Linked DNA regions of Homo sapiens: region 1 is linked to region 2. A link is a contact called in ENCODE Hi-C or POLR2A ChIA-PET data. All regions are on one chromosome and are shown on one strand. Each heading gives the region's core, a stretch centred on a gene start or an enhancer-like site at or near the end of the contact. The rest is flanking DNA. Distances are from core to core; before and after follow the strand shown.

Region 1 (6,444 bases), core at 2,831-5,330, 240 kb after region 2:
AGAATATAAGAACATTAAGTGTGGTGGGATATGCATAAAAGGACAAAAAGTCAGGATCTATTCAAGTGCACCAAAATGGTGGCCCTGGATTCCTGTTACACGGCAGGAAGGAACTGGGTAGACTCCATTTTTAAAATGTACTTTTGGGTGTCCTTTTATGCACTCTCACGCTTCAGTAATTCATTTTCCACCCTGCATTCAGTGTAATTATAAAAAAGATCTGATCAAGCCATTCTCATTAGAACTCTGTAAAGTCTCTCATTCTTCCTATAATAACCATTTGGAGCCCTTCACTTGGCATACAAGGCCCCAAGTGAGCTGGTTCCCAGTGGTCCCTCAGCACCATGTAGTACCACACTCACTGCCCCTAGCCCCGAAGTCCTGCTTTCAATTCTAGGTTCCTGCCACATGCAATTGCCTCACAAACCTTTACGTATAACACTTCCTCTTTTTAAAAAGGCATCTCCCACATCTTTGCCACTTCCCAATTTACCCTTCCTCTCTCACAATTCAACTTAAATGTCATCCCCATACTGAACCTTTTCTTGAGACTAGACTGTCTTCTTCTGTTCTTATACTCTTATACATAATTCTCTTCTGTGATACTTATCACATTTAATTGTATAATTAAATGTGCAATTAATTATTTAGTCTCTGTTTCCTAAATTACCACATGAGCCCTTAAGGGCAAGAACACATCTGTTTACTACCATATCCCTGGCACCAGACACTAAACATTGGTTGAAACAATCTCTTTTTTCTTCAGGCATATTCTCTGATGACATGTATGCTTCTTTTGTGAAACATTCAATAAATAAGAGTCAACTTGACTTTACACATGACCTTTCCTGCCACTATAGTCAAATGGGCAAAAATAGGCATTAATTTTCTTGCTTCACAAATGAGAAACTGAGGCCCAAAGAGTTTAACTAACCTGCTCATTTTTGTTCCATCTATGTTGACATTTGAAGTCAGAGAGCCTGACTCCTACTCACTGGCTTTTCCTTAGACTAGTCACTCACAGAACATCATTACTCAGCCTGCTCACAACACAACACTCATGCTTAAACAGAGTGCAGCTTTCTTCCGGCCGCTGCACCAGAATTTTATGCAGCTTACCCTGCCCTGAGTCATTCATGGAAAGCATCTGGGAACACATTATGTAAAATACACCATCTCACCTAAAAATGTTCTTCCATCACTAGGGCACAAAGGGTCAGTGGGGTGTTCTGGGAGAGTTATCTGAAAGGAAAGCATACATTTGGGGAGAACATTGCTCCCCGATTATGACCCCATGACTTGCCTGTAGAAAAGCTGGCGGGTGCTCAAGTGTAAAGACCTGGGAAAGCTTGACACTGAGTAAAAGACTTTCCGTTCCTTCTGTAAGGAGATACATTAATGCAGTCGTGGAAATGAATATCCATTCTGTGGTTTTGAACCTCTGAAAGTAGCACTTGGGCAACTAAAAAGTGTCACACCATGCCCTAGAGCTATAGAGAAAACTTGCAGAGTAATTGGTATTATTTGCCCAAGAGATAAGTGGCTTCTGAGAAGTTCCTATATGGTTGTGGACATGCCTCCGCCTCTTGTTTTTCCTTCTAACACTATTCTGACTATAGCTTAGGAGTGAGATTCTTCAACACGGTCACTATTGATGGCCTATAGTCTGCATGCTTTTGTTTTCAAATAAGCAAGCAGTTTATCCCTGCCTCAGGAAGTATAAAGACTGAGAAATGTCAACGGGCCAAGTTAAAGAAATATAAAGTCCAGTTTAGGGGCTATTAAAGGGCTTGGAAAATCTGTATTAAAATTTTGACATCAAAGTTATATGCTTCTCTCAATCAATAAACAATTGTTGAGTATCTGCTCTGTGTTTATTTGTGATGGGAGCAGTCAGGAAATTCAAAAGAGCACTCAGGGAGGTAGAAAGGCAGAGTAGATAGAACAAAGGCCTTAGAGTCAGAAGAATGGATGTGGTTTCAGATTTTCCACTTATTGGGTCAACTTCCTTTGGGCCTGTATCTTATTTGTATAGCTCTAATAGCCTTACCAACTTCACAAGGCTGTTGTCAGAACTGGGGAAGAAAAGTATATCAAAACAAACCCCCCACCACCAAAACTCATTTAGCATTTTGCTAGCTCTTTCAACAAATATTTTTGAAGGCCTATACTAGACTTAAAAAAACTTACCAGACAAAATCCAAATGCTCATGATAGACTCCTGTTTATTCTTCAAGGTTCAAATCAACTACAGCCTCTTCTGTTATGTCATTCCCTAAAATAAATCCCTTCCTTAATTAATCTTGAATGTCCTTACTTCATTGTGTTACTTTATATATTTGGTTAAATGTCCACGTTCAACCCTAAACTATGAGTTCCTCAAAGACAGAGACTGTGCCTTATTCACCTTTGTGCTGACATGATGCCCAGAGTAGCACCTGGTCCAGAAAGTATGCTTTCTTTGGAATCTTAGACTGGATGTATGAAAAGATGAATGGGTATGGGACAGCCTGGGCTCTGAGAGGGAAATCAGCATGAATGCAGGAAGAAGACCTTGACTGAAACAGAGGGTGGGTTTTGATTTGCAAGAGGAAGTGAAAGGAAGACAGTAAGTCCCATGACGAGAACCTGGTGAACTATGTTGAGGAATTTGGACTTAAATTTATAAGGTGTCAGAGTCTGTTAGGAATCCTTTAGCAAAAATATGATATGATCAAACTACTATCCAGACAAAAAAGAAAAGCTCTTATAATTGGAGAATTCTGCCCATAATCAATGTCTTGCTACACACTGAATAGAAAAATTTCCTGGAGCCAAAGATGGTCTTGCAATCCCGGGAAGTGCCCTTCTGCTCATGTCCAACAGGAAGTCATCAGGATAGATACACAACAGTGTATCTATCAGACACAAGGTGGTTAATGAAAATCTATTATAAACACAAAGTGTTGTTGAACAATGCTTGTATTAGAAGGGTTCAAAATGGGCTTATTTAAAAATGTAAAGCTGAATTTTTTCAATAACTTTTTTTGTGTGTTTTTACTTGCAGCAAGAAAATTCTCTTGGGCAAAAAACAATACATGCAATTTTAGTATGATTCACCTTTAATGTCATTTATTCTTCACAGATAAATATACAGAGAAGAAAAACATGACCTAAAAATGTTAATCCAAATGATAAAGGGTATTTTTTGTTACCAAAATTCTATTTAGTATTTACTATTGCAATACTAAAACACTCTCCGAAACTCAAAGATCAATGAAATCTGAAATTAACCAGCATTTCAAGGAGTAATTTAAATAACAAAATAATCTAACCTATCAAATATTTTGTCATAGACCCAACCTTTACAAAGTTGAGTAGAAATTTTCACTTTCCTTGCTTTGAAGAATCTGAGTCCTTCAAAATTGTATCAGATGTTTTTAGTTTTACTGTGTAAGCTTTCCTGGAAAGCTTCAAGTCAAGCATTTTTAAGGGAGTCTTTTAAAATGTAAGAGGGATACTAGAAATAAAATCACCAATAAATTCTTTATGGTATGAGCAAGTCTCTATGTTACGTGTGTTATGGGATCAACATTTCTTGTGTCAGATTTTCATAAAGTAGGATGTCAATGTTCACCTGACTGGGCTTTTTTCCTTAATATTATAAATAAGGTTGCAAGATGCTGTTCTCAAGTACCATATGTCTTCATTTCTATTGTTAAGAACCATTTCTAAAGATCTAACACAAGAGCAGATGAGCCACACTGGCTAGATTTGGGGGTAATTGGATTTTCTTTTCTCTTCACAAAAATTATGCATGCCTGGAAAGAACAGCAAGAATAAACTGCAACCGATGCCTACTAATTACCATCAGCTAGTGCCTGGCTTTTGAAATCTGATTTAAGAAAAAAAAATGAAAAAAAAAAAAACACAGGCTTGGCTGATAGAAAACTGTATAATGTTTAAGCAGTGATGAGGGAAGCCCAATCTTAAGCAGGCTAGACTTTGGACCGAACCCAACTGATGTTTCTCATCCTTGTTTATTTTGTTACTTGACATGATTCAACTCATTAAGGATTTCAAAGGTCCAAGGGAAAGTACTTCTACTTTGCCAAGGCATCCTTCGTTGGAATTCCATTATCTCCCATGATCCGAGACAAGGATTTCCTCCTACTCAGTTCTGAGTAATTATGTGTAAGCAAACCCTTGGTGTTCTTGCAGATGACTGTACTGAGTTGATGGTTCAACATGAATCATTCATGTGGCAGGCATCTTCAATGGAGAGGGTAAGGAGGGCTAACATTGATTTGCAGTGTTTATATGAAGTATGACTTTCTCATTCATTTCATTTGATTCATCAGAGTTGATGTTTGTCCCTATAAACCATTCCCTCTCCTAAAACGATTACAGGGAAAGAAGAGAGAACAAGCACATTCGATCAGTCCCTCCTCCTCTACCAAGTTTAATTTAGACTATGTCTTAAGAAATATTGTTTCCTCCTTGCAGAAATTGAGAATGAGTCGCTCCATCACCACCCTGGCCTGCCCCCCTTAACCCAGCATTTTTCCTCTCTTCACTTCTTTCCCAATCAGTGAAACAAAGTAAATATAAATTAGGCAACGATTTTTTTTTATATGCTGCATTTTATACTTCATATTTTTAAAGCTTCCCTCTTTTGGGGGTGGGGGTGGGAGAGGCAATAAATTCCTCTGAGACTATGATAAAGATGCATCCTCCCAGAATAATTCAACTAAGCACATATTTACAACTGGCATACACCTTTAGGGAGGTTAAAGTCTAAGGTGGATCTCCCCTCACACCTCCTCCCTCCCTCCCATGCCCAAGGACATTAGGTTAAACTTCTGATCTGAAAGTCTCAGATTTGAGGGCAATAGGAACTGAAGCTATTCTTTTCCTTACTTTTTTGATAACATACGTGACAAGGCATGCTACAAGTTTTAAGAGACAACAGCTCAAAAGAGAGCCTGGTACTCCCATCAGGACTCTGAGCCATAATGATTCTTGCATGTCTTTAAAAGTTTTGTTAAGAGCTTCAAAGAAAAAACAACAACACATTTGAGAGACTACCTTGGCAAGTCACTCGGTCTTTCTCATTCTTTTTTAACAGCTTTATTGGGGATATAACTCATATACCATACCATTTACCTAAAGTGTACAATAGCACAATTCATTGCTATTCACAGAGTTAGGCAACCATCACCACAATCAATTTTAGAAAATTTTCATCACCCCAAAAAGAAACCCAGTCCCAGTAGTAATCCATTCCTTATCCCTACCCTCCTCCAGCTCTAGGCAACCACTAATCTACTTCTTGTCTGTATGGATTTGCCTCCTCCAAATGACAGCACACCTGGAATCTGCCCATTGTGTTAACTCTTCTGTAAGACTGTTACCCCAAATGCAGTTACCATAAAACTACTCGCTTGAGTAAAACAACTGGGTGTGAGTGAAGCATTTTATTAGGCATGCAGAAGTTTCAAAGGTGAGCTTTCTACCTAGTTATGAGAATTATTCTAAAAAGAAGCAGTAACTACCACAAAAGCCATACACAATGATATGACATTTCAAAGTACCCCACCCAGTCTTGCTCTTTATAGCTGGTTGACTTCAATCCCAACTCTAAAAGCCAATGCTCGCTAGGAATTATCCCAAGCATCATTTCTCATTTATGGTCAACATTCCATTCACTGGAATCCCAAATAATTTCTGACTTCCCCCTGATCTCTGGAGCTTTTTTCTATGTTTATAGTCTCACAATAATTGTTTCAGATCTTGTGGCAGAGATGGATAGTTGCCTCTCCAAATATATGTTCTCCTTATGTACCTTAGTAAGAGAATCCCAATGTTTAACTAAGCACATTAGTGCATATAGCTTCCCTTGCAACTACATGTAGCTCTATGACTAAGTTCTGCCCAATTATATGAGAGCAGAAATGTTGTATACAGCTTCAGAGACGTGGTCCTAAGGGGTAGAGGCATGCCTTTTCTTCATCTTCTTCCTCCTTCCTTCTGGCTTAATTCAGACACAGTGCCAAACAGCCATCTTCGATCATCTATTGAAAGTCACACATTGATGCAGCGAAACAGCCATCTTCAGCCATCTAATGGAAGTCACACGTTGAGTTTGGCTGAGCAAAAACATAGATCAAGTGTAGGTTTCTAGAATTACCTTAGGTGTCTAGACTATCTGCCACTAGACTTTTTACAAGAAAGAGAAGTCAACTTTTGAGGTACTGTTATTTGGTGGCTGTTAGTCACAGAGGAACCTAATTCTAGCTGGGACTCCTTTACCATTTCTCAGACCCTGACCCTTTTGTGCCTTCCACTACTGGCACATTCTCCACCTCCCTTGTAGAATTTTCTCTATAGAGTAACTTCGTACTATCCAGCTACCGGCATGCTAAAACCCTGGAAAGGCCTCTGAGGCATGTATCCTCAACATTT
Region 2 (6,445 bases), core at 2,145-4,644:
CTATACTGGTTGGCTTTACAAAGGTCAAAATAGTACAAGTTCCTCTTGCTTCTTGGTTTTGTCCTATACCAAAAACAACAACAATGGCTATGTAGTGCTTCCCATGTGTCAGGAACTGTTTTAGAAAATATACGTGTGTGTGTGTATGTATGTATATGTATGTGTGTAAATATATATGTGTGTGTGTATATATATCTACACGTGTGTATATGTGTGTGTGTATATATATCTACACGTGTATATGTGTGTCTATATATCTACACGTGTATATATGTGTGTGTCTATATATCTACACATGTATATATGTGTGTGTGTATATATACACACACGTATAGATGTGTGTGTATATATATATTTTTCCCCTTTAGTCCTCATAGACAATTTTTGGAGTAAATACGTTATTCTTCTTTTACAGATGAGGAAACTGAGACATGAAGAGGTTAGACAACTTGGCTAGATTACCTAGCTAGTAAATGGCAGAGGCAGGATTTGAATCCAGTCAGTCTGGCTTTTTGGTGTGCACTTTTAATGGAGACATATACCCCTGATGTATATCCTCTTTTCCTCTAGGACCTGCCCACTGGGGTATGGTCAGTGGAGTATAGTTAATTCTGCTTCTACTTGTCTATTCTGGCTGGAATTTCTCTTTGGCTTTTGAAGAAATAAACTTTTTTCCTTTCTTTATGTCTTTTCAAGATTGAGTATAGTCCCTTTTATGCTAAATTTAGTTTTCACATAATTAAATTAACTCATTTAAATCACATTAAAAAGTGTTTTTACTTACTTTCCACTTTCAGTCTTATAAATTATTCAGTTAACTGTCCATGACTTTGACCTTAAATTTCCCATTTTTGTTTCTGCCTTCAAATCTCTTTGTTTAGTAGGAGTTCCTGCAGCTCTGCATGGCTGTATCTTTGGGCGGCACTCACCATAAAATGCAGTTGAAGCTATTTTGCTCTTCTCCAGGCAGACCACTATCTTCCTTTTCGATATCTTCTTTCAGATACCCATGATGACTGCTTGCATCTAAAAGTCCACTCATTGAGGGTTTTTTTTTAAATAACATCCTCCAAATATCTGAGATCTATTATTTACATGTTGAATGAGACGTTTTGGCTCCTAAGTTATGTACACGGGTACAGAAGAGACTTGGAGAAGAAATATATAATAAATTTATTTTTCTACTGACATTGTGGCAAAACAATACAGAGACAACTATGTTCTATATATTTTTATTTTGGCAAAGATCCTTGAATCGAGGTTGGGAAAAACATTGTTAACATAAAAATGATGGAAGTGCTTATAGTAAACTAGAATGAAGACAATGAAGGTAATCATAGGCAAGGAAAATGTGATAGTTCAGGTGAAAAACAAGGAATAGCTGTATAAGATAAATTTACAGTAAGAAATGCTGAAACATTTTGGGAAGAAGAATCACATATTTTATGGGGAGAAGCACTTATATTTGAAGAGGACATAGATTCAAAGAAAAAATAATGAATGGAATGGAAGTATTTCATTGTATTTTATCTCTTGCTATAACAGGAAGTAAATAGACAAAATGAAATTAACACTTGGGACTCAATGCCCTGGTGGGTTTCCTGGAACCTTGCAAAAGGAAGGGCCATATGGTAAGGAGTGCCTCTGTGACAACATAGGCTCAGCTGAAATTTCAAGGATTATAAATATTCTTGTTTCATCTTATAATTTGATGACCAGCTGGCATTGGGAAGTATAACATTGCACAATTAAGTGCCTATGGGTTTAAAAAAAAAAACTTCCTCAGTAGCATCCGGATTTGGCCCCTGAAAAACAGAATGTGGCACTACTCCAGGATAATCATTAATCTGCCTCAGTAGGGCATCTTCCCACATGGGGGCCCATCCATAATGGTCTGTTGTAGTGATCTGTCACACCATATGGGGAAAGATGAAACAAGACACTGAGCAGCAGAGGGACACACAACATAACTTGGAATCCTGGCAAAAATGGAAAAGAAGGAAGGAAGCATTGCGTATCATCTGTCCACCTAGCTGAGTAGAGGTCAAGTAGTTAATTACATGCCCATTGCTAGGTCTCAGAGTATCATACAGACATAGAGGGGAAAGAGAACCAGCAGGGAGAGTAAATCAGTGTTTCTGGAGAGGTACCAAATTAAATATTAGGGACCAGTTGAATGGGAGAGAATGAAGCTCCTGGAAGCCACTGCTATGCTATGTATACAGTGCCTGCTCATGTAGCAGGGGGATTACAGACAAGGGCTATAGGGATAGGATATAAAGCCATGAGTGTGTCTAACCGTTCTTTATTATGGTAGTTGATGAACTCTATGCCCTTTTACAGTTCAGTTTTTACCTATCCCTTGTCCCACCCTATGCTGCAGCCACACCAAACTACTTACAGTAATTCACATTTGTCTACTTGTTAGAGCTCAGGCCTGTCTGGAAGAGGAAGAAATGAATAGTTAGATGGGTAGTTGAGTGGGTCAGACGAATGCATGCATGCATGAATGAATAAATGCTTGCATGCAGCAACACTTCCCATAACAAGTCAGCTACTTAGCACAAATGGTGGCAGTTAGAGCGTTCATCTCCTGGAAACAGAGTAGGCAGGATGCTAAAGCAGGGCAGTAGCAGGTGAGGTGGGGTAGTAGACATAGTAAAGAGAAAAAAAATGATATTTTGGGGGAAATTGTGTGATTTTCTTATTTAAATCAGAACTTTCCCCATATAATCTACTTTTCCATGGTGCTTCAATTATTTAATACATGGTTTTCCATTAGCTTGCAACATTTTAAAACAGCAATCAAAGGTACATTTTTAATGCAACATGTAGGATTCATAGACTAACAGGTGTTAGGAAATGCAGACTGGGAAATGATTGCAATCAAATGGGATAGACGGTATTACAGCACATACTCCCTCAACCTTCTCCAGGTAAAACTGAACTAATGTCAGCTCAGCTGCAGCAGTGACAAAAGGGTTTGGTGACTGGGGGGAAGGAGAAGGGGTAAATAACCTGTCTTTAACCTTTCAGGAGATGGAGCTCACTCAGCAGGCAGGACCTCAGGGCTATGGGAGAGCAACTGCACTGTGCAAGCACAGCCAACAGGAAGTGAATGCAAACACATTCTCCTCAACATAAACACACACAGACTTCACCTATGGCTGAACTTCTGCCCTTGGGTGACCAACACCATTAGGACGCGGGTCAAAAGGTTGTAGTGTGACAGAAAATGCAGCCTTATTGAATGAAAGAGAAAATGAAAAATTCTTTTGTTTGCTTCACTTTGTGGTTTGTATAGCTACTGTGATGTCATAATGGAGTCCAGAGTGGGAAAAAGAAGTCCCTGCTATATCGCTGTCTGAGAAAGGCAGTCGGAAATTGTTAGGCATGAAAGAAAAAGTCGTATGGAAGACCTACACAAAATAAAAGCAAGTCTCATTACTTTTCAAGGGGAGTGTAGAAGCGATTAGTCTCTGATGATAATAAGGTATGAGAGCAATGTCAGAAAATTTCTCTTCCCATTATGCAGAGGATGGAGGAAATACAGATGCAGAGACACAGCTTGCTGACACACTCCCCTCCCTGCCTCTCCAAGGCACCCTCATCACAGTAGGCCAGGAAAAAAAATCTTATGCTTAAAGCTGTATGATCTGGGAGCACATTATATATATATTTATATATATTTATATATACACTTGTACACACACAAAAAAAAGTGTGTGTGTTCAAATATGTATGTATGTGGTATGTGTGTGTATTTCCAAATACATATATACAAATCATGTACAAAAAGGCATGTAAATATGAAGCTTACCCAGCAGATTGCATAACCTCACAAAGTGTAAGAACTGGAGATCTCATGGTGTGTTTGGCTATTACCATCCGTTCAAAATTTGAGCAAATTTGCAAGTTCTGGATGATTCTATTCCAGAATGTTTCTTCAGGGTAAAAAATTCTGATCATTTATCAGGGTAAAAACTTCTGACCATTTGACTGAGAATAGCCTGTGTTCAAATTCAATCTATCATTCTGTTGGTAAAGATTACATTTAAACAAAAAAAGAGACTACGTTGCATTGCTGAGCTTGTGGAATTCCAAAATGTCTGATTTTATTCTAGAACCTCTATTACTATGTGCCTTCTGATAGGTTGGATTTTAGGAACATATTGTTTCCTCTTACTATCTGAGCAAGTAATGAACTATTGATTTTCAAAATGAATTTATATTCGAGATAATTGAGCAGGTTTTTGGAAACACATAATACTATTATTTTTTAATGCAGTTTTCAGTAATCTGAATTAGAGCATTCATGATTTTTGTTTCTTAGGGTACCCCCCATGTAAAACTGCCACAAGCTCTCAGAAGTGAGACTTTAGCTCCTTACAAATGCTGAGCAGACGTGAACACCCTCCTGGGAGATTGATGAGTCCTATTAACCTTGTTGCATAGATGGAAACTCAGAAACAAAGTGACTCTGAGGATTAAGAGGAAGTCAATGTCAGCACCAGGATTAGAATTCACACTTGCCTGGTTTCTCAGCCCACAACCAGCTCCCCCATGGATTCCTGCTTTGTCTCCCTCCCCAAGTGAGGGGACAGGGTGTTTCCAAACTTTAAAAGAATCCTGTTATCCTCAGGCCTCTGCCTTGTAGGAAGATCCTTTCTTTTAATAAATTACAGAGCTGAGAAGTGACTTTGAGGTGATTTATTCTAATCTCCCTATTTTATAAGTGGGAACAAGGTCATAAAAATGCTAGAAACAATAAGAATGCCCAGTTTGCAGAAATATAATCGAGAGGCAAGTGGGTGTAGTGAAAAGTACTGGATAGAATAGGCTTTGGGGGCCTGGGTTTGAAGACTGGCTTTGAATCACTGAGCCTCAGTTTCTTGTCTGTAAAATGTAGAAAGCAATATTGCCTTCAGTGTTCTATGAAGATTAAATATGTGAAGTACATAGACGTTGTAGGCACTTCTTCAATTTTTTTGGCCATCCATGTTTTCATCTTCTTTCCTGTTGTACTTCTAAAATTTTTCTCTGTGAGAAAAACAATATTCAAATGTTCCCACTTAAGGGTTTAATCCCAGGTCAGTGGGATTTTGTGAGACTTTAGTTTTGGAACTTCGTTGAACCCAGTGTCAGGAATTAAGACCTGACTGTAGCCCTTGGCAGTTTAATGCCCAGAGTTTTCAGTGTTTTTCTCCAAGGTTAGCATTTGAAGAGCCCCCACACATAGAGTCCAGGGGGCCAGGCAGGCAGGTAGGTAGTCTGTGGAGTGGGGGTCACATCGAGTGTCAAAGTTCTGGAAGGTGTCACTCAATGGATGGGCACCGATGCAGATCCATAACTGAAATGTTTTCTCTACAGTCTGGGAGCCCCGTATTCCTTATTTGATTGCCCATTTCCTCATTGTCTTATTTCTTTTTTTTTGAGATGGAGTCTTGCTCTATCACCCAGGCTGGAGTGCAGTGGTGCGATCCCGGCTCGCTGCAACCTCTCCCTCCTGGGTTCAAGCGATTCTCTTGCCTCAGCCTCCCGAGTAACTGGGACTACAGGCACACACCACAATGCCTGGCTAATTTTTGTACGTTTAGTACAGACGGTATTTCACCTTGTTGACCAGGATGGTCTCGATCTCTTGACCTTGTGATCCACCTGCCTTGACCTCCCAAAACTGCTGGCATTATAGGTGTGAGCCACCTCGCCCGGCCCACTCCCCCATTCTCTTTTGCCAGTCCTCCAGAAGAACATCTACTTCTCACTAGACTAGCACACTCTTTGTTCTCTAATGAATCACTAAGCATACTTTGCCTTATTTCCTCCAAAAGGGGATTAGCAATTCATCTTCATGAGTCTGAAATGGGCACAATATCTTCTTTTACTCTTCAATTTTGAACTGGGAATTTCCAGCCAAAAACCTTGAGAGGATGTTTGGAGGAGGAGGGCACAGAAAGGAGACCTCTGCCAAGGAAGAAGAATCTCTGGCCTTCGGCCTCCTGGAGGGGTCTCTAGGCTTATACATTTAAACTATGCAAAACCAGAATGGCCACCAGGAGGGAGGATTTAGAGCAGGAAGGACTGGGAAATTTTTAAGAAATAATCCTCTCCACATAATGAGATTATTGTACTCATAACGATGACTGAACATCTTCTAAGTGCTGTGCTCTGTGCTGTGCTGTTCAGATACAATGTCTCATTTAATTATCAAAATGACTTTCAAAAAACTAAAAATACAACTACCATTTAGCAATCCCACTACTGTGTATATACACAAATGGAAAGAAGGCATTACATCAAAAAGACACCTAGCTGTACCTGCATGTTTATTGCAGCATTGTTCACAACATTGATGGCAGCAGTGCCTATCTAGAGTGGCCGCTGCCAAGACCCTGGCTGCAGTAGGGAGGTGGGTTGGGCCTTCTGCTCCATGGAGCAGGCAAGA

What was found. Hi-C counts contacts between places; a loop is a spot of excess contacts on that map. ChIA-PET counts read pairs that join two places held with the same protein, here RNA polymerase II (POLR2A). Pooled maps may share reads with other maps.
Region 1: a pooled map shows a loop between it and region 2 (1.8-fold over the local background). The contact joins the enhancer-like site here to the promoter of LINC01038 in region 2. A Hi-C loop is called at or near these places in 1 of 168 maps with a recorded cell type or tissue (B cell), 15 of 37 single-sample maps with no recorded cell type and 6 of 50 pooled maps. POLR2A ChIA-PET finds 5 or more read pairs at or near these places in 2 of 52 experiments (AG04449 and RWPE1).

The regions. Positions count from the first base shown.
Region 1 is chr13:80,036,616-80,043,059 of GRCh38, forward strand. No RefSeq gene overlaps it. Among named protein-coding and RNA genes, the nearest start is that of LINC01080, 29 kb to the left of the region's middle. Within about 2 kb of position 4,081, at least 5 of the 41 ENCODE cell types and tissues checked have a DNase peak (open chromatin) inside an H3K27ac peak, as active enhancers do.
Region 2 is chr13:79,800,992-79,807,436 of GRCh38, forward strand. LINC01038 (long intergenic non-protein coding RNA 1038) reads left to right here and starts at 3,395. Exons shown (of 2, transcript NR_125785.1): 1 at 3,395-3,493; 2 at 4,334-4,691. RefSeq lists an enhancer at 6,188-6,445.